2 separate regions of the Homo sapiens genome follow, and region 1 is linked to region 2. Evidence: read pairs that join two places in POLR2A ChIA-PET (ENCODE). Cell type or tissue: PC-9. All regions are shown on one strand. Each heading gives the region's core, and the rest is flanking DNA. Links, peaks and the distances in the headings are about the cores only. Region 1 holds the start of LOC124904226 (a long non-coding RNA gene). Region 2 overlaps DPYD (dihydropyrimidine dehydrogenase).

The links. Peaks named below come from ENCODE experiments on the same cell type or tissue, not always from the same donor. Only the 100,000 strongest peaks of a DNase experiment are listed, where the experiment ranks them.
Region 1: POLR2A ChIA-PET joins it to region 2 with 31 read pairs; 2 of 35 experiments call an interaction of 5 or more read pairs at or near these places.

What each region holds. Positions count from the first base shown.
Region 1 is chr1:97,379,945-97,392,557 of GRCh38, forward strand. DPYD (dihydropyrimidine dehydrogenase) reads right to left here. Exons shown (of 23, transcript NM_000110.4): 15 at 2,449-2,517. It overlaps LOC105378867 (a long non-coding RNA gene), which reads left to right. Exons shown (of 4, transcript XR_007066237.1): 3 at 3,690-3,834; 4 at 5,992-6,065. LOC124904226 (a long non-coding RNA gene) reads left to right here and starts at 6,067. Exons shown (of 2, transcript XR_007066239.1): 1 at 6,067-6,150; 2 at 9,879-10,001. In PC-9, for the core only: no CTCF peak of the experiment used is centred there; no DNase peak of the experiment used is centred there.
Region 2 is chr1:97,300,493-97,313,105 of GRCh38, forward strand. It overlaps DPYD (dihydropyrimidine dehydrogenase), which reads right to left. Exons shown (of 23, transcript NM_000110.4): 17 at 5,685-5,805; 18 at 4,767-4,886. DPYD-AS1 (DPYD antisense RNA 1) reads left to right here. Exons shown (of 5, transcript NR_046590.1): 3 at 5,697-5,817; 4 at 7,898-7,932. Among named protein-coding and RNA genes, the nearest start is that of DPYD-AS1, 210 kb to the left of the region's middle. In PC-9, for the core only: no CTCF peak of the experiment used is centred there; no DNase peak of the experiment used is centred there.

The DNA of each region.
Region 1 (12,613 bases), core at 1,842-9,841, 80 kb after region 2:
TGGCCAGCTCTGGAATGCACCATATTGCACTTGTTTTCCCTTCTTCCCATCTCATTTTTCTTTTCTCCTCAGTCTTTCTGCTCTGAGATTGTATACTTCAATAAAGCTTTTTCACATTAACTTTTACTCGGGCTCTATTTTCAAGGCTGATTACAAATTACAAAAGAAATTGATTCAAGATCGACTACACTGGATTAAAGATCCATTTACAAGTGAATATTGTGAACCTTCAGAAATGGCTCAGTTTGGCATATATCTGATTGCTCCCTATTACTCATCTTTGTTTTGGCTAGCCAGGGACTTTATACATAGTAGGTGTTTCATAAATCTTCTTTTGCATAGAATTGGAGTAGACTACCAAGGTTCCAGAAAAGCAAGAGAGCCTGTGATCAGGTACCTGGATCAAGAAAACTAACTAGATTCTAACAATGCTACTAATTTGACACAAGCAGTAGAAACTTCTTTGTGGTGCTCAAAAACATGACAAATTCAAACCAGGTTGAAGAATATAGAACATGAAATGCATGTGCATTCTAAGGCTCTACTGCTCCATATGTGTCATTTCTGTTTCAGATGAAGTAGTAAAAAGCTGATAGCAGGTTTCCTCAGCTCTCCATTGTGTAATTCAAGAATTAATCTGCCATAAAGACAGTTTTATAAACTTAAGGTTTAGTATACATCATCATCACATCACAGCATTAGCTAAACTTGAAACAGTTGGCATGCTAGAGTGTTGGTGTGGTGTCTCTGATTTCTTACATCCCTATATCACCACCCCAAAAGAAATGTATATGTTAGGTAGTACAGTAATTTTGACTTGAATATGTTTTTGTTGGTTTGTTTTAACGTGGGTTTTTCCATTGTAAGGAAATCTGTTTTAACCGGTTTTGAAGCATATTCATAAAACCAAAACCAAATACTGATTCTACAAAACGTTATTGGGTGCCTACCATATGAGCTGTGATGAAATCATGCTGCTTAATGCTACCCTCCTAGAAGCTGTGAAGGCCTGCGGGATACTTCCTTCATATGATATCTCCTGGGCTAGTCCAGACTTAAGATTATAGTGAATATTTTTATTTTTTAATTGACATTATCATAACCTCTTGTTATGTAGACTGCTCTCCTATGGAGAGATTTTGCAGACTGTTTTGATTGAACAAAAGGCATACCTTTTCCTCCCTTCTTTCTTTTTTTTCTTTCTTCCTTTCTTTTTATTTATGTTTTTGCTACAGAGTAATTAGAAGGTGATATTAAATAAAACTGAAATTAAAGAAAAATATGAAATGTGAAAAATATCTTTAGGTTAGCTAGTTTGCTTATAATTAAAGGCTTTTGACTTATAAAAAGTAATGTTGTCTATTTAAAAATTAATGTCTAATATTGAAAAAAATAATTTTGAAAAGTATTTTGTTCTTACAGAAAGGCAGAGAAGCAAGCGGCATGATAAAGCCATTCATCATAGTCAGCTTAAAATTGGCAAAGCTCATGCCAAGCATGGGCTCTGTGGAAGATTTCATGGTCAATTAGGTAAATACATGTATCAAATGAACCCAGCATGGAAGATCACGAGGCCAATTACTGATCATGTTTAATTTCACCCCTCTAAGTCCCAGTAGTAATTTTTCCCTTCTCAGTTTTAAAATATCCAAATAAAATGTATAATCAACATTTTTGAACACTACAGACAGCTTTGCAATATTTTATAATGTAGCGTCAATTAGTTCATTGGTATAGTTAGATTTAGTCTTCTACATTACTGAGAGGTTTTCAAGGAACCCCAGCTAAGACTCTCCAGACTATTTTCCATGACAGCATGATGGACATAAGTGTATAATTTTAAGTATGTATTTTTCTATTTGAAATACAAATTTAAGGCACATGGTTACTTGTTTGCATTTGTGCAGGATTCAATTTATATTATGGAAAACCTGCTGACTAGTGTTCCATTCAGGAGCATTCTGTCCCGCTCTTTTATGCATGTCTGTATTCAAACTAGAATAGTATTAAATGAACCTTTTATACTTTAAATATTCAAGAGTTTTATATTCAAAATTTCTTCTCTTACTGTCAAACTAGTTTGCCTAAAGGCAAGGTAAGATCAAGTTAGACTCTCAAAGGTAGAATTAAATTTTATCATGGCATCCATCATAATATACAGTTTGCTTAACATGCAAATAAAGAGTGTATGGATTCAGAGAATAAAGGATTTTTAGGTAGTGTGTGAAATCCAAGGGACCGCTTTTATAGAATAAATTCCTTTTAAATTTACATTTCCATCATTTTAATGAAAACACAGGGTAAACAAATTATAATAGAAATGTTTTAAGTTACATTTTCAATTCAGTTTTACTTCTACTGTATTATTTCTCATGGCAGCTCTTTATTTAAAACTAATAAAAATAGGAGAGAAGAAATAAAATAAATATATACTAAAGTAACCATTACCTCAGACTTCTTGGCAAGTTCCGTCCAGTCATTTTTATTGTAACTGCACATAATGCTAGCAATCACAATCTTTAAAAAGAAAAACAAAAGAATATAAGTTCAAGTAGTTATCCAGTTGTACACAAAGATATATTAATATTTACATAAATTTATAATGGTAAACTATATTATAAAATTAGTTTTCAAACTGTGAAAAAATAAATCATTAGAAAATAGCAGGGTAAGATAGCAAAACACTGGATGACATTTGGGGCTTTGGAATTACATTAGGAGATTTTCTCATTTACTATCTGTGAACACTTGGGCAAGTTACTTAACTTTTCTGATCCTCAGCATTCTCTTTTTCAAAATAGAGAGGATTTTACTGGCTTTGCCATCCTCTGAAAGTAGCAATGTAAATACATGCATGTACGTGAAGGGATTGTCTAATTATACAATGCCATTAAAATGCTGTTTGTAATTACTGGTACAGTGAAAAGGTTTTAAGTGATGGAAAAGAAAAAAAATAGTGTCTCTTTCAAACATAACTCACTATAGTACACATAATAATATCTTAAATATTCATAGTGCATTATAGTTTTAAATTTTATTATGTATTGATTATTTAACTACATTATTACAGAAATCCCATAATGGAGACTGTATAGAGTAGTAATTACCAATGCCTCCTCTGAAACTAGGATGTCCAGGTTAGAACCCTGACTCTGTCACTTACTTGTGGCCCTGAGCAAAGTATTTAGTTTCCTGATTGGTAAAATATGAATAATCGTGCCACTTATTAAGAAAAGTAATAACAGAAATTGGCCAGGCGTGGTGGCTCACGCTTGTAATCCCAATACTTTGGGAGGCAGAGGCGGGTGGATCACTTGAGGTCAGGAGTTCGAGACCAACCTGGCCAACATTGTAAAACCCCATCTCTACTAAAAATACAAAAATTAGCCAGGTGTGGTGGCGTGTGCCTGTAATTCCAGCTACTCGGGAGGCAGAGACAGGAGAATTGCTTGAACCAGGAGGTGGAAGTTGCAGTGAGCCAAGATTGCACCACTGCACTCCAGCCTGGGCAACAGAGCGAGACTCTGTCTCAAAAAAAAAAAAAGAAAAAAAGAAAAAAAGAAAAGAAAAGTAATAAAAGAAATTGCTAAGACTTACATAGCTCTTACAGTGTGCTTGGCACTGTTTCAATGGTTTTTACTTTATTAACTTATTTAATCATTCCCAATGTTATTCTCCCCACTTTATAGATGAAGACGCCAAGGCAATGACACCTGACAGTCATATAGCTGATAAGGAACAGCGCCAGGACCCAGAGCCAGGCAGTGTGACTGAGCAAGAGTCTGTGCTTTTAACGACTAGGTTTTGCTAGCCCAAAGCACATACTTGATACACGTAAGTAATTATTTCCTACCATTATCATTTAAAGACTATGAGATTGAGGCTGGGTGCAGTAGCTCACGCCTGTAATCCCAGCACTTTGGGAGGCCAAAGCAGGAAGATCGCTTGAGCCCAGAAATTCATGACCAACCTGGGAAACAGAGCAATACCTTGCCTCCACAAAAAAATAGAAAAATTAGCTGGGTGTGGTGCCCTGCCCCTGTAGTCCCAGCCACTCAGGAAGCTGAGATGGGAGGATCACTTGAATCCAGGTGTTCAAGGTTACAGGGAGGTATGATTGCATTACTGCACTCCGGCCTGGGCAACAGAGCGAGATTCTATCTCCATAAAATAAAAAAATAAAGACTAAGAGATTGAGACACAAAGAGTTTGTGCCAAGCTTAAAGTTGCAGAGTCTAGTGGTAAGAGTCCTCTAAAAGCCACTGTGCTCTCACTACATAGAGCTTTTTTATTTACTTTGAGAAAAAAAAAAAAAAAGATATGCTGTAAAAGTCAGATAAACGTTTTCATCAGGAGAATAGAAAGTTGTGACCATATTGGAGAGAGTTCTAAAAACCAGGGAAAGAAGCATGTCTTTAAAGTTTTTTTTTTCTTTTTCTTTCTGGATAGACTATAAACACCATGAAAGCTGGAGCTGCTCTGCATTAGTCATCATCTATCTACAGTAACTAGCATGGTATTTGGCACGTATCAAAGACTGAAAGAATAAATGAATGAGGTCACCAGAGGTTTAGGAGCAAGGGGTTGCATTATCAGCTAACCCTTTTAAGAAGATTAAGTAGAAATGGATACCATAAGTTAGAGAAGTGAAAAATAAACAATTGAAAACTGCTGGCGATTATATGAGTAAGAGTGAAGAGTGATTAGGGCTGATGAAGGTATCTGTCTTGGTGATGAAAAAATAATCAGATATTAAAATACACAGGACTAGTCAACTAGAGAAGCAATTAAAAAGAAGGAAGCAAAAGATCTGAGACTCTGAATCAAAGCCACTGAGAAATTCGCAGACCATTAGTCACAAAAAGGTTGAACAACGTTCCGAAATATGGAAGCCAGAAGAAACAGCAATTTTGAATAGATTCCTTAGAGAGAGGAACAAAGAGAAGAAAGTAAAAGTAGATGATGGATAGAGAAGGAAAATTAAGCATGCCAAATTATTGTTCATTGAGTTTAGGATTCAATTTTTTTCGTCTAGTGAAACTACAGCTTTTCAGAATTGGGGAGAAAAATGTAAGAATGCTTGTTCCATGGCCTTTTCCCTAGGGGCTAAAAAAGTGAGAAGTCATACTCCAAGCTTCATTTGCAAGTATAAAAGGGGCACCATGTAATTACACAGCTTCAGTTAGAGATGCTTTCCGCCCTTTCCAAGTGATCTAAGAGCTCAGGGATGCTATGCCCTATTCTCCAGTTAGAAAAAAGATCAGGGAGAACTATCAAAGAGGGCACCAGATCTTCCAGGACTAGACCTAATACCTCTTGGTGTAGGCATTCCTTGCAAAAAAAAAAAAAAAAAAAAAAAAAAAAAAAAAAAAAAGAGAGAGAGAGATTAAGGACCTTATTTGAAAGGAAAAATCAACTGGGGAATGGGCAGAGCCCTGAGGCTTATTGCTAGAACTTCAAGGGCAGAGACAGATACAGAGATACAGACTGAAGAAGAAGAAAAAATTAGCTATTAGATACTAGTTACCCTGTGGCGAAACTGATAAGCAATATGCATAGATTTTTAGAAAATTTTTTTCTTAAAAAAAAAAAAACAAAATAAAACAATAACAACAACAACCACAAAACCCCCACCTCCTAACATAACAAAATAATCCCCCAATTCACATTCTCATGCAACTATGAAGTGGCTGCTCAATCAGCACAGTCACAGCATGTGCACCTCCCTCTCCAGCTCCCCTCTCAGGGTTCCACAGAGGACAAGAAAAACCTTTCTCGTGGGCTGAATCTAGCCAGGCAGATGGGTTGACCACAGAAATCCACAGCAGGGAAGCAAGGTTTAGCAGCCTTGACAGTAGGATAAGATATATCCTCTCAAGTAGGGACTAACACTGTTTCTCTCTTTTACATGGCAATTTTAATTTTAACAGAGCTATTTTTGCTTCAAATTTATATTGACTGTGCCAGGTTGGTTAATTGTTCACCCTGTAGGTTGCTGAGAAGCATGAGGCACTACAATTGGACTTGATGAAGGGAAATAAATATCATACAGAGAGTTGTTCAGGACATTGCGAGAATCATGCCACTGAATGCTGGTGGGGCAGCCTCTGACTGGGGAGGGGTGACCACAGATGGGAGAGATACATTATGGTAAGCAGTGGTTTCCATTGTATGCTCTGAGCAGCCAAGCACTACCCTGTTCTCCTTTCCCTATCCATTGAAAGCAGACTCTATCTTCTTGCCCAGAAAGATGAGAAAGTATCCCCACCTGCACTGATCATAGGAATTAGGTACTCTGCTTCTATCAAAATCCCTCAGTGGAACTGGGAAAGTTAAAACTTTTTTTTTTTTCTCCTTGGTCACTAAACTGGAATGAAGTTTATTCAGAGCTGCTGTTGATCACTGATTCCTCATTTAACCACTTTCCAATCCCAAAGCTTACTACACTGGGAAAAAATAAAACAGAGACAGGAGAAAGTAGACAAACACACAGGATGGAGAGAGATCCCCTTTGCAGCCACTTTTAAGGCTGGGTGCCTCACTAACATATCTGCATATTTAAACTAATAAATACCACACTTTGGCTTAAGGAAATTCTATTTTTACATTCTTGTTTCTATGATTTAACAGTCTTGACAATTACTACATGCAAAACTAAAGTTGTCATGTTTTGAAGAAATTTTCAAAGCAATTTTTTAAATCAATTAAATTTCAGGAAAAATGACTTTATATTTATTTTAAAAATGTGAAATGGTCTAAGGATTCTAAATATCCTTATCTAAAGCCAGAGGATGGTTTGTGAAAATATGTGGTAGCATTCTATTTCTGAGAAATAAAGATGACCAAAAAATAATTTTACTTTTTATTAAAAGAGAAAGCAATTTTTAAAAGAGTCAGGCTAAAAGACATTAACAGTAAAAGGACACTGGACATAATTTAATATTTATTTGATAATTAGGAAGCCCTTCAGTATTTTGCTGTACTCCGTTTTTAATCAAGCAGGAGGGAACAGATTTTTTTTCCTAAGAAAAAAAACCAGAATGATGGATATTTTATATCGTGAAACATCATGCAATGTTATTAGAAATAAATACCCAATGAAATATATTTTTAAATAAAAGCAACATTTTTCTATATCAATATTTCACTTAATTTATGCCATTTCTAGTGCTCAATTTTTATGGCTCATATTTTAAAACATTATTGAATGAAGAGATAGTGAAACCCAGATGCTACACAGTATTTGAACTTTGTCTTCCCCCATCCTACAGTTTATGTTACACAGTCTGGTGGGAGATTCAATGTCACCTAATTGATTAATAAGCAAATTGAGCATCTAATATAAGAGGAATTAAATGGCACACAAAAAGGAGCTTGAGACATTGACTTAGCATTTTCGTGTATTCAACTTCTAACCAATATTTCTTGAGCTCCACTATATGCCAACAGCTGTTCTAACTCAGAAGTGATGAACAAGACAGAAAAAGTCCCTGCCCTCCTGAAGCTTACATTTTAGGGAGGAAAATGTCATAATGAGTTAAAAAAAGATACTTTAATTGGACCATTTCCAGTTCCAATTGTTAGACCTATTTATAATATTATTTTTAGGAAGGTAGTAATAGAGGAGGAGAGCATGACAGAGAATCACCAGAATACATAAATGCATGTCAGACACATGGTCAGTAAAAAGCTCCCTGAGTTGAAAACTGAGAGATGAGATGGCACCTCACATTAAATAAAATGTGGAAGTGAGTAAAAGCAGCCAGGTATGTAGAAGTAACTGCAGGTGCAAAGACTGAGGTGGGAATGAGCATGGTATGTTCAAGGGGAAAAAAGAAGGCTTTTGTGGTTGTAGATTCATGAGAGGACAGGAATAGTATGAAAGAAAATGAGAGAAGCAGGCAATAGCCAGATCTCTGGGAGCTCTGAACCCTGTGGGAGATTGGGTTTTATTGTTGGTGTAATGGGAGGCCGCAGAAAGGTTTAAAGGAGGGTGATAAAATAATCTGATGTACATTTTCAAAAGATGCTTGTGACTATAGGGAATAGGATAAGTGGGTTAAGGGTGAAAGCAAGGAGTCTGATTATGTTGAAATAATGTGGCTTTCATAATATCCACGGAGATACAGAGAAGTGGATAGTTCTGAGGTTCTAGTTGGTGAATGCTTAGATTCAGAGAGACATAGAGAAAAGTAGAAATTAAGAATGATCCTAGATATTTGGCTTGAACTACTGAACTGTGGAATGTAGACAATTTACTGAGATAGAATAAAGCCTAATGAAGAAAGTATTGAAGAGGTCCAATTTTAATATTTTATATTTAGTATGTCTAGTAAGCATAGCATTAGTGAAGACATCAATTGTGCCACTGGATATATGAGTGGAGAATTCACTAAAGAGGTCAAGGATAAAGGTGCAAGTTTTAGAGACTTCAAAATAAAATGGTATTTGAAGTCACCAGGCTAGATGACTTCACAAAAGGAAGAAAATAATATAGAGAAAAAGAAAGGCCCTAGGACTGACCTGGGGGCACAAGAGAGTGTGATGTCGTGCCAAGAGAAGGAAGTGTTCCAAAAAGTAAGGAACAATCAACCGTGATGAATGCTTCTGAAAGTCTGTGTCAAAGAGTAGAAACGTGTCCACTGGATTTGAAGAGACAAAAACCATTCGTAACCTTTAAAACAGGGGTTTCAGGGAAGTGACAGGACAAAAGTCAGGCTAGAATGAATTGAGTGAATAGAATATGAAGAAGTAGAGGCAATACATGAATCTCTCTAAAGGTTTTCTTGGGCTAGCTAAAAGACAAATGAAGGCAGCCTGTACAAGATCACGGGAGGACTAATGATGTTTTCTTAATGGACTATATTTGAGTATGTTTTTACACTAGTGAAAATGATTTGGGAAAGAGAAAGAAGCTCTTGAGAAGGGAAGAGGGGATGATGAATCGAGAGTACAAGTGGAGAAAGTGGGCTTTAAGAGAGGCAGAGGCATTGTTTGTATCTAACAGGATAGAAGACGAGTAGAGAGAGAAACAAATAAGTATGGATGCATTTAGGTTTCTAAATTCGATGTGGAAAAAGTAAAATCATTCTTCTTGGTGTCTACATTTTCTTTATGAACTAGGGTGTAAGGTCTCTTACTGAGAGTAAAGAGAACTAGTTATGGGTTTGTGACTATGAGGAAGAGATAAAATGTGAAATAGTCTCTAAAAATGGGCCAAGCATGGTGGCTCATATGCCTGTAATCCCAGCTACTCAGGAGGCTGAGGCAGGAGAATGGCTTGAGCCCAGGAGTTTTGAGGCTTCAGTGAGCCATGATTGTACCTCTGCACTACAGCCTGGGCGACAGAATGAGATTTTGTCTTTGAAAAAAAAAAAAAACGAAGAAAGAAAAGAAAGGGAAAGCAAATTTACTAGAACATGGTATGATTATGAGGTCAAAAAGGCAGATATTTAATCAGTGTTGATAATATTTATGAAAAATATGATTAGTAAAAATCAAAGGACAAGTTGATTTACAAAGTTGGAACACAGATTACAGTCCCCTTTATATTACTGAAAACATGAAATTGGGTTTTATAGATTGTCTTAGAGTTGAGACCCATCTTATCAAGATGCTTTTTAGTGCTTAAGTCATTAAAATTTGATATGCTCCTGAAAAGCCATTCTTTTAGTGAATTCTGCTTCGTAGAAAATACTTTTAAATTGGAGTATTTAATAGTTTTGACTTTCATTTTGACTAATTAATACAACTTAAGAAAATGTATACACTTTTTGTAAACATCTAATTTCTATGAGACATTAACATTTTGAAGCATATAAAATGCAAAGTATGATAATTTACTAATCAAATTTTGCATATTTCTTTCTCTCTAAAAGGTATCTCAAAGGTGAAAAACAATGTGCAGATGCTTATTTGGCAAAAAAAAAAAAAGTAGTGCTATATGGCTTCCATTGTCATCCTTTGAAATTTTAAATAAAAGAATCAAATTTAATGGTCAACTTTTTTTGTTTTGACAATTCCATTTCCTTAGGGAATAAATAAAATTATTTTATTAAGTAGCTTTTAAAAACTGAATTTCATTAAAGTTTACACATTAAAAATTAAGGTGAAGAACAACATAAAACTTGCAATGGCTTACAATAACATGCAGGCTGTCTTGTCAAATTCCCATTGACTTCAGGTCTATGCTTTTTAAAACACATTGACAATGCTATTTTGGTATTCTGTAACCATACTGTGAACTACATAGGAAATCCAGTCAACAATTCAGCTTCAAGACAATCTAAATTTTTTAGTAGGGAAAAACTGCAAAGTGACGGGGGTGAACAACTATAAATTACAAGCAGCCAAGTTAGGTTTTGTCAAACAATTCAACAAAATCATTCCTAAGACTACTGGGATTACATTGATGAGGAAAAACAGCATGAGACATTTGATTTTCAAAGACATTTAAACAAAGAAAATAAGTTTATTAAATGTTAATTAACCATACAACATTCAAATTTTAGATGTCCTTTATGCCTTAGTTCAAATTTAGTGAAAGTGAGATTGGTGCAATATTCCTGAAATATATACATTGACTATAAGACATTTAAGGTGAAATAATAAGCTTTTCTAATTTTATTTGTTCATTGCTTACTTAATGGTCATAAATGAGACTAGTATGCTTACAAGTTGTCTTTTAAAATTATTTAAAAATTCATCATTTTTTGGTTTATTTTGGGGCTGACAAATGTCTTATTTACACAACTATTTCAAATATAGAAAAGTAACATTTAAACAATATACAAGAGTTTCTATAAAAAATCAGAGATGTTTTCCAACACAACAGGAAACAACCACTGTACCACTCTAGGAGCTACAGTAACTTGCTTTTTCCTCCCCTTTTGATCACTCCATAATATATTTTTATTTAGTTTCTGTCCCCAATATGCTTAGGAACTGATCTCCCCAAGGTTAACAGTGACCTCACCAAATATATTATATACTTTTCAGCCCAGATCTGTACTAAACTCTCTTCAGCATTTAAGACTACTAACCACCTCCAGTTTCTTGAACCCCTCTTCTAACTGAGCTTTGGAGATACCACTTACTTTTCCTCTTTTTTTTTTTTTTTTTGGTGTTCTTTTTCTACCTCTGTCAATTTCTCACATGTTGATGCTCCCAGAGTCCACTCACAGTCCTCTTTTAGTCTCATTTCACATGCATTCACTAGACATCATATTCGCAATGACTGTAAATAATATCTATTAATACATGCAGAAAATCTCGAAAGTGTATACCTCTAAACTGCATCTTTTTCCTAAGTGCAAGAATTGCATATACGACTACCCGTTAGCACTTAATTTCCATTTGTCCAAAACCAAACTTAAATTTCTCCACTCTAAATTTGCTTATTTATCCACACTATATATGCTTTTGTTTCACTCTTTTGTCCCAGATCAGAAAACTAGGAATACCTATCTTTGTCGCCCACATCCAGTGATTAACCAAGTACTTGGCTGAGCATTGAAATTACCTAGAGAGTTAAAAAATAATAATAATTCCAAGGATTCTGTGTTACCTTGTATGGAGTGAGGTGCAGGCATCAGAGTTTTTCAAGTCTCTCTAGGTGGTCCTAAAGTACAGGGAAGTTTGAGAAGTACTGCTCTAGTTTATTTTCCAAATATCTCCAGGTTCCTCATTGTGACTACATTAAGATCCTCACCATTTCTTCCCTGGATTACTGCAGAAGATTCCTTATTAGTTGCCCCATATCTGATTTCAGCCAATACTATCTGCCAAAGTATTCTAAAGAGACAAACCTCCTCATATCACACTTTGGCTTCAAATCCAATTTCAGGATAAAATAATAGGCTATACAAGACCATAGTGCAACTTTTGCTTTGACCACACTGAATTGCTTTGCTTTCTGAGTGTAATTTGCATGCTGAATTCTCTTGATCATATGTCTGTTTCTTTTGTCTAAATGTATAAGGAATGGTCAAAGCACATGGCATAATAAAGGAAACATGAAAATTGATACAAAAAAAATAATACTAACTAAGATAAAATGAGAGCAAAAGAAAGGGTAATCATTTGTAACTGTGTGAATCAGGGAAGGCACCATACAACAGGAACACTTGGCCAATTATGAAATCACCCATGGACATTTAGAGGTATACCTCGAAGATATTGCAGGTTTGATTCCAGATGACAGCACTAAAACTAATATCACAATAAAGCAAGTCACACAAATATTTTGGTTTCCCAGTGCATAAAAGTTATGTTTTCACTACAATCAACTGAGCCTTTGGTGAATCATAATCTTTTTGCTAAAGGAATGTCTTGTCTTGATGGTGATAGCTGCTGATTGATCAGGCTGGTTATTACTGAAAGCTGTAGCATTTTCTTTCTCACTCTTTTTTTTCCTTCTTTTTTTTTTCTAGATAGGGTCTTGCTCCGTCACCTATGCTGGAGGGCAGTGGTGGGATTATAGCTTACCGTGGCATCGAATTCCTGGGTGCTGTAGCAATTTCTTAAAATAAGACAATAAAGTTTGCTAGATTGATTGACTCCTCCTTTCACAAGAGATTTCTCTGTAGCATGTGATGCTGTTTCATAGCATTTT
Region 2 (12,613 bases), core at 1,419-9,418:
ACACTGTTTTTTATGATGGAATTGTAATGTGTGGTGTAAGAACTTAAAGCAATCCTGCCAAAATCTTCAGTTGCTGGCATGCGTGAAAATAGTTATTTAAAGAAAAATGTAACTAAAACTTCTGAGTTTGTAATCTGTTTTGTTTTGCCATCTCCCTGATTTTACACAAATATTCACTAATAAATACAACAAAATAAGTGTATGATTAGAGTGGGTTACACTGGATTTGTGTTTACGTAATGCCCAGTAGCACAGTGTATGCTGCCAAGTTATTATTGCATTCTAACAATTCACGCCTAAGTAACTATCTTAAAAACACATAAACTATGCGATGTGAAGTCGATGCCTAAAATCCCTTTCTAAGCTACTATATTGATTCACATTTGTGCAAGTTTTCTAAATTATACACTTTGTACTCACTTCTGGCCCTACACTGACGCAGATCTACAAATTACTAGCTAAATTTCTAACTTGTACCTTCTTTTATTAGTATTTCCTATGTTGGATTTACAATGAAAACACCTTTAGGAAGCTAGTAACCATACAAGCCAGTGTCCAATATCTCACACAGCTAGATTTCAAATCATTCATTATTCACTTGTAGACTCTAAGAACATTCATGGAATATTCCATTATAACTTATTTAGAAATACACAGTCATTTACTGGATTCTGTAATAACCTCTATGAGAGGAGTAACTTTGAGCTGAAACAGAAAATCTTAAAAGCCATCTTTTATGAATTATTCAGAAATCAATAATAAAGTTTATGTCTTAATACTGAAAAAAATGTGTTCTATTGTTGTAATTGTATAAGTTCATACATAATGAATAACTTCAAACAAGCATTCAAAATTTGAAGTTAAGAACAAGAATTTCCTTTCCTTTGGTGAAAATAGAACAAATTTGGCAAATAAAATAATTTAAAATAATAAGTTTTTCAAGCTTGTGGGAAGTAAATTATATTGAGCCTAAAGTGTCTATCATTATTTCAATTTAAGTGCCTTCTGCACTCTTTCCTATATATGTGAATGTGCATGTGTTTGTAAGTGCAACACACAAAATATATACAGGACAATGAAATTCATTCCCCATTAATAAAAAAAAGTTAAAAACACAAGGAACAACAACGAAAACTTCAAATGAATTCACCCCATTGAAAAATGCTTGAATACTGTTTCTCCCGAAGCACCTGTAAATGAATAAAGGTTATCCTCATGAAGTCAGCTGCAAGAAAGACATCTTTAGCTTATGCCATGCAGGACTGATTCTTAACCAGCTCTGAAAGAATCTTACCCACAGGGAGGATTTCATGTGAAAATGTCACACCACAGCTGGATAACACCATTTATATAGGTGATAGTAATCACTGATTTGGGGGCTATCTTAAGATGCCCTCATTATTTGGGAATGAAGTCAGAAAAAAAGGTCAAAATTTCAAACTAAAACAAGAAAAAAAGAAATTAAACTGGGAAAAATAATGGGTCACGCAGTCAAGGATGGAGTTTATAATTGTTACTGAGATTAGGGTTTTTTTCCAATCAAATAAGTCAAAGAATTTCTTCTTCCTTTCCTCTCTCCAAACCCAATAAACTATTCAGCTGTGTGATGATACATGAATTAACTGCTGTTTGATGCAACAGAAGTTTTCTGCATGGATTCTAGAAAAAGGAAAGGTCGTAACAACTTAGTGTTACATCTATACTGTCCAAAGAAAGGTACAGAATTATTTAGAATCAATGGTTTAGACAGAGTACTTATATGGTGGAGAGCTGAATCAGCCATCCTTGTTTGATAAAAAATATTCCTTTTGGATACCAAACAAGATTTCCTTTTATACTGTTCTCACTATGAAATCATCTGGTATATAATTCAACTTTTTAATGGAGCAATACTATGATGTATTTCTCCCATAATTGAAATTCAAGTTTATAAATCACTTTATTATGAGTTTGTTTCATATATTTAAGCACCGCCCCCCAGAGTTTAATCATCTGTAGATGAATTAGAAAAAGTGCTTCTAAAATAGCAAAGCTGAGGATAAGACCTTGGAGTGAGGTCCTAATTTGCTCTCTTGATGTAACTTTTAAGCTACAGCAGGTAGAAGTTATCTTTCTATAGTCTTATTGACTTCTTTTATTTAACAAAAGAGACCTCCCTCTGAAACAGTAACTCTCAAAATATTTTGAAGTTAACTAAGTAAAAAGTGCGTTTTACATTATGGCATATATAAGTGTATATTATGTGTATAACTGAAAAAGAAGTTTGGCCAAACAATGCTTATCCCAACTATATGCAAAGCATTCTGACATTTCTTATTCTATTTCATTATTTAAAATGTTGATTACAGTTCACTAAACTTGATTGCATAGTATACTCATGAGTTGGGAACCAACCTTTGAAAGACATTGCTCTCAAATCCAGGCTACTTATATCGGAAATAATTCCACTGACATTCCTTAGCTGAGATCCCGTTTTCCCAATGCAAGTCACTGTCCCTTATTAGCTAATGCATTTTCTCTAGAAGAACATTCCTGAAATGTGCCCAGTTTTCTACAGCAGGTATACTACTCCAGGTGCCTCACTATTTCCGTATTTAAACAAAACATAATCTTCATTTCAAAGAGCAGAAATCTTATTCTGAGAAAAATAATAACAATTGAATAAACAGCTAAAGAATATATTGAAAGGGGAAAATATCCTTCACTGGCAATGAAAAGTATGTATTGTGTTCAGGTGGCTATCCAAAATTAAACTCTATTTAGTTTTCACTTTTTAAAAATCTGTGATTCATGCAGCATCTCTGAAAGCAGACATTGCCATGCTCTGAGACAACACTTGAGCAGATATTAGCACTGTGCTATGGTAAATTTTTTAAAAATCTTATAAAAATATCTAGCTTATTTTGTGTAACTTTCAGTATTAAGGCAGCATTTGAAGTCCTGACAACCATATTTGATACAACTCTCGTAAAATTTGAAACCATTATTATTTAACACAATTTTGCTAGGCTAAGTTTTGCTATAACTCATACTGAAGGTACTCTGTTATAGAACTTGCTCTGTCCTAAAATATATTATCATTGCCTATTTAAACTGCTTTTCAGATTCTATTACTTTTAAACTTAAGCAAGCATTACTTTAAAGGAGGAAAACTATATTAATTCTGTCAATGTGGAGAAAGGCTATTTTCAAAACAGATTGTTTAATGTGAAGAAACTTAATATAGAACCTATTAGAAATGAGGTACAAGTCCTTTAAAATGTTAGGGATTTTTTGTTGTTTAAAATGAAAGTTCTACCCAGGCTTACCTAAGCTTATAGCCCAAGTGAATATTTATATATGAATTTATAAATCTTAGAAATAGAGTTTTATGGAAATGCTAACAGGCCCTGAGGTATGACTGAGCTTGTTTTCAGGTACTGCTATAATTTCCAGTGTGTGTATGCTTAAAGACTGCAACACAAAAGACTTTTTCTAATGCTGTAATTTTGTAGTTTTATTAGACTGAGTTATAGTATGGGAGAATATTCAGACATTGCAGCTTAAATGAGAAAACATGAATGGTGTTACTTATATAAAATACTACTGCAATAGTTCTTTTATTAATTTTTAATGTTCAGCACCCTCTGTGACCTCCTTTATTCTCTTGCTGTCAACATGGCAGGCTGGAAAAATTGAAATGGGCTGACAGAAAACATAGTGCATGTTACAGCCCAACTCTGGAGTCTCTTGACTCTCTTTCTGTGGCACATGCTAACGCGGTCCACGTTATTCTGCATTACAATAATATTTAAGGCCCTGTTTGATAGCTCCTGATAAAAGCGAGCTGTGTCTGGAGCCTGAGCAGGTGCTCCTCGTCAGCCTTCTTCTTTCTGACATTGTGGGAATGGCATTCAATTAAAAGCAGAATATAACCGTTTTTGTTCTTCATGGCTCACAGGCATACTTCATACTCTCAAAACTGAATACCTCAGCATGGATAGAGCTTTATTTGTGTCTGTCCAGCCTCTTCCAAAAGCACATTTTGGTCTGATTCAGCAATGCTTTTCTTGAACAGTGGGGCACTGTTATGTTATGTATATTTACCACTTTCTCTATCACCAAGGAGACTAATCCCAAACCAGTACAGTCAAGAACCTTACAGCATTGTCTTTGCAAGACCAAGTTCATGTTGTCACAGTCACAGAGTGCACAGGGTAAAGATACTGAACAGGACCTTGAGATTAAAACCTCTCTTTCTTTTTCAAATTCAAGCGTATGCTGATGAGAAAGAGCGTGCAAAGGTGTGAGGTCTGCAAATGTCTTGTCAGCTGATGCTTAATTCAGTGTTTTAATGGCTTGTTTGGGACAGTTGGGACAAGGTTTTTGAAGAAGGTAGATGTCTAAATTCTAGGAAGAATGAAAACTAGTCCAGACCATGAAAAAGATATTATAATGAGGGTACTTATATTTTTCTCTCAGAGGGCCCTCATATTAACCCTTACTAGTAAGTGGCAAAAGAACTGAGAGACGATGAGAAATTCTTAGGAAAGCATGGACCACAAGAGAATAGAATTTGTGCAAGACCTTATCTTGATATTCTCTCATCCTGTGCTGTCACTTGAGCTTTCATATTCAATCCGTTCTGTCATAACTATTAGGAATATTGATCAGCTATGAGTTATAAGAATTTGGGATCATAAAGGGCACAAAACTCTTGCAACATGACCTTCTGATTTTTCAGCAACCTCCAAGAAAGCACAATGCAAGAAGTGGGCAACACCTACCAGACACTCCTCCATATGTAGTTCGCTTTGCAATCCCCACTGCTGGCCAAGGTGTGCCATCAGATTTTAATCCCATCAGACCTGAGACAGTGTTGGTGGCTGTAACGCCATTGGCACCACCTATGCAAGACACATCAACATTTTCATGCAGCTCTTATAAGACACGATAGTTAAAACCCATTCAAACCCTCACATCCCAGAAAAATGCATTCTATTTTATCTTGAGAACATGTCTTCTCCTCAAAGTTCTTCACTAATTTAACTCCTACATTTATGTTTAAAATTTTAAACATTAAAGAAGTTTTAATTACCACAACTTTACTTTCTCAAATATTATACAGACTTGTTGTTACCAAATGTTTTGTATTTGGTGTTATTTTCCAGGTAATTTACAATGTCTTTGCAAGTCAGGGTGCAATTTCCCTGGGATGGAACACAAGCACGCATGATTTTTGTATTCAACAGATATTTATTGAGCATGTGTTTAAGGAAGTCAGCTAGGCCCTACAAAATATGAAGAGAACTCATAAGAAATTTCACATTGTGCAAATTGAATTTTCTTTTTTTCTTTTTTACTCATTAAAGTTTAATATATTGAATTGTTACATTATGAGGTCATTTATTTTGGACGGGTTTGCTGTGACTGTGTTTTTTGTTCTTATAATGTGTGAAATAAGTGTTTATTAGGAAAAACTATAAAGGATCTTGTGTTTCCAGATCAAAATTCATGGTCAATTTGCTAGCATGAGTCCAGGTGTAAATCTCCTGTGTTTGTGGGATCAAGTGCTCAACTGGAAACTTTTAAAATTGAGACAAAAAATATGCACATGTTTGTAGGAAAAGACATACTTGAGTATGGCTACATAATGTGGGCCAATATTTACAATAGCGGGCAACTGATTCAAGTCAAGTTCTTACCTTCCTTTGCAGCTCTTGCGATGCTCACAATATCAGTGACATTTGGGGTCAGCTTGGCAAAAAAAGGAATCTGAACAGCTTGCCTAACCCAGCGGCAGATGTTCCGCACCAGCTCTGGATCCTGTTCAAATAGGTCGGTTAAATATAGAACAAAATTAAAGAATTGTGATCAAAATGTGTACTGGAACAACAGCAAAGCTGGAGACGTGCAAGACAAATCCAACTTGACAATGAGCTACATGATATATTTCTCAAATTCCTCCTCAGTATTACACCTAGACTCATTAGGGAACTAAGGTTAACACACTTCAAGTGAACTGCAAATTCATCACATAAAGGTTAAATTCCTCAACAGAGCCTTTAGAAAATAAAATTTCAAAGAACAAAATGGAAGACAGTGTTTCCCACTTTCAGTTAAATATTATCAGGAATGAAACACAAACTTTTGATGTTAAGTACAAGAAACATTACAAAATTTCTAGTGATCTCATTGGTTTAAGCAAAATAAAAAATATTTAAAACTGCTGACTCAAGTGAATGATATTAAATCTAAAGCTTGTTTTCATTATTAGACTTAGTCTTGATGTGTATTCAAAATAAAATCTATGACTTCATCATCAATCTACATGTGATATATAGTATATGCAAATATGGAATAATTCAGCCTTGTATTATACATGAGCTGATCAGTAACTTTAATTTACTTTTGTAAATGTTACCAAGATCTGTGCAGCATTTTCAGCACTCACAAACTTGACAGAATTGATCAAAATGACAAAAATGAAATAAAATATCAAATGCTCATTTTAAAAAGCAAGAAATAGACATTTCCATGTGCCTATTTTCTGTGATTTTCCAGGCTCTTATTTTCTCATGGGGCAAGTATCATTTAGAGGGCAAACACCTATCCTCTCCATTGAATAACTTAGCTACAGTACAGTAATGTTCTTTGATTTCAACACATACAATAGTCCTTTTTTTCATTACTTTTAGTGCAAAATTTATTCTGACAGGTACTGATAATGTGCTTTGATAAATTACCTTAAAGTATGCAATAGCAATTCATTATCGAACTTGGTAATATTATCTTAGCAAGTTAAAATGTTTTTGAATAAAAGAAAAACCCAGAGAAATACAGTCATATATTTAAACTATGAAATAGCAGGCAAGCATATCATTTGTAATTAATGTTTTTGTATGTAAGAAAGTTGCTCTTTGCATTTTAACCTTTCGAATTCCTTTAAGATGAGATTTGTAATGTTATAACCTTTAGAAAGAACCTTCTCACTTAGGTTTAATGTGTCTTGATCCATCATCCTGTATTACTCAAAAAGTTATGCATTTTTGTGCTAAGATACTGCAATGAGGTAATTTCTGTTGATTGTTATCATCTCTATTAAGCAAAACTTAATACTTTTAAAAAGAAGTCTTTGGCTTGGCTTATTCTCTTTTTAGAACAGTAATTTCTTCATTAAACATAAATATTAAAAAAGTGCTATATGGAATGCTCTACAGGGCATAGTGTGCATTATGAATAGTAAAATGTGGAGACTTAGCTGTACAAATTCTAACTCATGAAAATGGAGATCTGCCCCTGCCCATGCAATGCTCATGAAATATTTATAACCACTGCATTGGTATTATGAAGGCAGTTGCATCTTTGTGACTTTCATTTCTAAGTTATGAATTTCCATGGGACTTAGCCTAGAAATGACAGTAACTCTAGATGATATGAATTGCATGTCCTTTGTGGAAGCTCTCTTTAAGGTAGACTTTGACAATAATTTAAAGATCACTTGAATGGCATAATACATGGAATGTGTCCTGATAAGAATTACTGAAACAAATTTGAAATATTATTTGGTTCCAATAGAGTAAACACTAATAATCTGATATAGGCTTCCAAGTGGCTTTCAATACTATTGACCCCCATGCCATAATAATTTACTCTGAACATCTGTCAGACATTTTTCCTGATTTTCACTAGGTGACTGCTTTAAATGACTGCCTCTTACCCATTGCTTAATGATCTGGAATTTGTTCAAAGTTTTTCAAATTCTTAGAAACACATGGTTTTTTTTGGTTAGCACTGTTTACTTGAATCATCTGTCTCTATTTTGAGATACCATAATTTGACCCTCCATGAGTAAATTTGACCCTCCATGAGTAAAGTTGACGGTGTTCACATATATTTTTCTCATCTTCATACTTAGGCAAGCCAGCTGCTGACTAATCATCACAGCCAAGGGTAAGTACAGTTTGGCTACCTGAGAATTTTAAAAACAACTTCTAACCAAAATTACCATAAAAATTAATGATTGTTCTGTAAATTGCAATGTTTTGTTTGACAGGTATAATAGAGAATATTCTAATACAACTAGAAATGTGGTGAGGTCAATAACATCATGAAATGAATCTATATACTTCAGGGAATTCACGAATAGACTGTAACTATTTATATTTTCCTGGTTTCTTCAAAATTTTGATATGAATGTTCAAGATCTAAAAGCAATTAGTAGTGTTTCTACATCTTGACCTTCTCATTTTCTAGTGATAGCATGAGATGGCTTTGCCTTTTGTAACAAGCCAGTTTTTAGAATCTTATTGAAATAAATAAGTTTTAGACAATTTCTAATTCTTCCCAAAATCTTCAGGATCTGAAATATACAAAAGTACTCTTATCTCTCAGACAAATCAAGAGTTTACCATTACCAATACATACAAGGAGAAGAAGAAGAGGAAGAAGGAAAACAAAAAACAATTATTGACTGCTCTATTTCTGGGCACTAAAAAATATATGTTGTGTCAATGAATGAGAAATGAGTGAAAACTTGGCAACTTGGCATATTTTCACATTATTTCCTTATATATCCATCAAAATATAAACTATGTCTAGATTTAAGAAAAACCCAGCTATATTTTATGACAATGTCCAAAAGCATGAAATGTAGGAAGACTACTTTACAAATCACTGGTAATTCTGTGAAAAAGTGATGGATAATTAAGAAAAACAGAATAGCTTAACAAAATCTTAAAAATGTCTAATACACAAAAACGTCTACGTAGATCACAAAGGCTTTATTGGTGCTTTCTAAAGGCATTAATGCTTCTCCCTGAACATGATTTGCAATCTCTGTCACAGTAGTTGCTTGTCTTGTGTGTGTGTGTGTGTGTGTGTGTGTGTGTGTGAGCATGTTCTTCAATACCTGTTAACCCTTTTGCTATTCAATGTGATCACCAAAGAAAGCTCTGAAGCAACAAAATGATTTCCTGTGACAGAGGTGCATGGCATTATAAGCAGAAAGACACTTGAAGCCCCTAAGAGAATGAGTGACAGATCTAGGGAGCAAATGGTGGTCTTGAGGATACTACATAAAGTGAAGGTACCAGAGCAGACTTGTGAAGTGCTGAGAAGAGTTTTGATAAAAGCAAGCTAGAGGCAAATTTGGCCTATTTGAAAATTTTGATGAGGTACAGCCCAGTGTCTGCCTGCAACTAATCTTATCGGGAATAGATTCCTATGAAAATCAAACAACGGTGACAACACAACTAGAAAAGGTAATGCTGAGGAATGCAGATTACTTGCTGCAGTAATGTCCATTATGCAAAACTGGTTGTTTTTAAAGCTTAATTTCTAATCTGGGACACAAGATAATAATTTTTAATTCTAGTAACTACTCTGTATTTAGTTACACATTAAGGGAGTTCTATAAATGACCCATCCTGCTGCTTTTGAGACCCTGAAGATGACCTCTTCATTGTAGAGCAGGTATTTCTACCAATTACTTAGGGCATCAAATCTCACTGGTTTCATGTCCTCTGCAAAGGAATAAGCACTACAGAATGAGACTGAGAATTTCCTGATAAGCTAAATTACAAGTGAAATTTTGACTTGAAGAAACATTTCTCTCCCATTTACCTAGTAATTTTCACTCTGTACAATTCATTTCAAAATGGCTTTCTTAGAATCTGGCATTTCAATAAATCCACTGCAAAATTTTACCAGTTATAAAATGTTTTTCACTAAGCAACTCTTAAGTCTTAATTCATATGACATGCCAAGAGGTGGCTAGAATTTTCATTACATCCATGTTTCTGATGGAAAGAACTGGGGCCCAGAAGATCAATCTGAGTACCAATTTCACCTTCTTAATTTTCTTTCCCATTATCATGTCCTAAACCTTCATCTTCTTTAGCAAAATTGCTCCCTGAAGTGAAATTCAGCCATCAATTGTAAACTAGAACTATCGAAGGCTTCTACTTCACTTATTCCTGTAAGACTAGAAGTAGCTGCAACATAATGAGCAAACGTGATGTATTATCCTTCTATGTCAATAAAACAGGACAGGCAGTCAACTGTTCCAGGCACAATTATAATATTAGTGAATGCAAAGACTATGTGTTGAAATGGAGATGTTTTTATTAACTATTTTTTAGCATGTGTCCTTCTTGCATCTGTTTTTCTGACTTAAGTATTCTAAAGGTGGTCCAACCACTTTGGAAATTAGTTGTGCAGTTTCCTAAAAAGGTAGACATGGACTTACTAATTAACCCAGAAATTCAACTCTTAATTATATATACAAGTGAGATGGAAACATATTTCTACATTAAAACTTGCACATGAATACTCACAGAAACTTTTTCAAAATAGGCCCAAATTTGACATAATGCCAATATTCATCAATATGTGAGTTGAATAAACAAAATTGCTGCATATCCACGCAATGAAATATGATTCAACAACAAAAAGAAACTAATGAATCATGCCACAACTTGGAATTAATAAAACAAAATGATGCTAAGTTACAGAAGTAGACATTATATGCATACATTTATTAAAATTCTGTAAGAGGAAAAACCATGAGTATGGAAAGCAGAGCAGTGGTTGCTGAGACTGAGAATTAGGCTGGAGGAGCAATTAAGTGGAAATAAGTATAAGAAAATTTTTGAGGGTAATGGAAATGTTCCATTTTCTTTAAAGGAAAACTATTGATATATTTGAAGATATTAAAATTAAAATGTTAATATATTTAAAAACATTGTGAAAAGACAAGGCACAAAGTGGGACAAGATTCTGAAGCACAATTCATAAAGGAGTAGTATCCAGAATATATAAAGGACCACCTGAAAATTAATGAGAAAAATGGGCAAAACTTTAACATACTTCGTTCAACATAGCATACTTCATTGGATTTCATTCAAGATGAAATCCAAATGGCCAAAAAATTTATGAAATGTGATCAGCCTTATGAACACCTTTCACATTTTTTCCATATAAGGACAATGCTCATTTAAACCACAATGTGATGCCATTATCTATCTACCAGATTGGGGGGTTGGGGGAAAGTCAATACACCCTGGGGAGAATGTAAATCAGTACAAGAGTCTTTGGGAAACAGTTTCACATGATCTAGGTTCCACTCTTACGTATATGTCCTTTTAAAGATGCAAACTCCAGAATACATGTTCAAAATATCCATAGTAGCACTGTTTGAAATAGCCCCAAAGTGGAAAAAATCCAAATTGTCCATCAAGAGTAAAATGAAAAATAAATGGTAATATAGTCATACAATGGAATAAACACACTAGAGCTATATACAATGATAAGGATTAATCTCATAAGGCTTAGCAAAAGAAACCAGTCTCAAAAGTATACAATATAATTTGATTCATATAAATTCCTTAAATAGAAAGTAAATATGGTCTTTAGAGACATATATATGGGTGATAAAACTACGAAGAAAAGCAAAGCAAAGAGTAGGGATGGTGTTAAAGTGGACAGAGAGGGTTGTGTTAGGGTGGGACATATAGGGAGCTTTTGAGGTGTTGGAGATGTTCTATTTCTTGACCTGGTGGTCACATGGTGTGCACATTATGAGTTGTTAAAAAATATATATGTGTGTGTGTAGGTATCTGTTTATAAATGCATACATATATGTTTCATGTATGTTGTCTATATTCCACAATAAGAAAATATACAAATGACCAGCAAATATGAAAAGACATCGAATCTCGCTAGTAATTAGAAAAACAAAAGAATAAACATGATCACCTATCATGATTTGCCGAAAATGTAAAGACTGATAATATCCCTCTTTGCTGAGGTTGCAAAGAAACAGGCATTCTCATAGGCTCTCAATAGGAAAGTAAATTAATAACTCCTTTTTAAGAACAATGTGGTAATATGTATAAAAATGTAAAGCTCATCTTATAAGTTTTAAATTCCAATTCCAAATACCTAGCCTAATTAAATCCACATGCATTCAAAATATGTGTACAAAGATGTCTGCCATTCACTACAGCATTGTTTGCAGTAGTGGAAAAAAAGAATAAATGTCAATATGGGAAGATTTGTGAAAAGTACTATAATCCATACAATGAAATACTATGCAGCCATTAAAAATAAATCTTTGTAAACTGACATGGAAAGATATCCAAAACATATTAAGTGAACAAAAGCAAGACACAGAATAACACACAGATAGCCTAATCCTGTTTTTAAAATATAAATATGTACATATATTTATATAGAGGTCTGAAAAACAGACTATGCATTTATGCTGTAACCTGTTAGCAGTGATTACCTCTGAAACGTTCCATATTTTGAATGTGGTATAATCGGGTATAGACATTTGCCAAAACACATCAAACTCTATACTTAAGTGTGTTCATGCTAATATAGGTAAATTATTTCTAATATAGATAAATTTCATCTATTATTCTAAAAATAATTCTAAAGGCACTCAAATATAAATAGAAAAATGAAAGAAAGTGGCATTGTAGGTAATGTGGGTTCTACCCTTTTGGCAAATATTTATTGACCATGAGGCACTACAAATTTTCCGTGCTGAACACTAAGATGAATGAAACTAGAGTCTGCAAGGAAATGCAAACCAGGCACACAATAAAATGGACATCTGATATTAAGT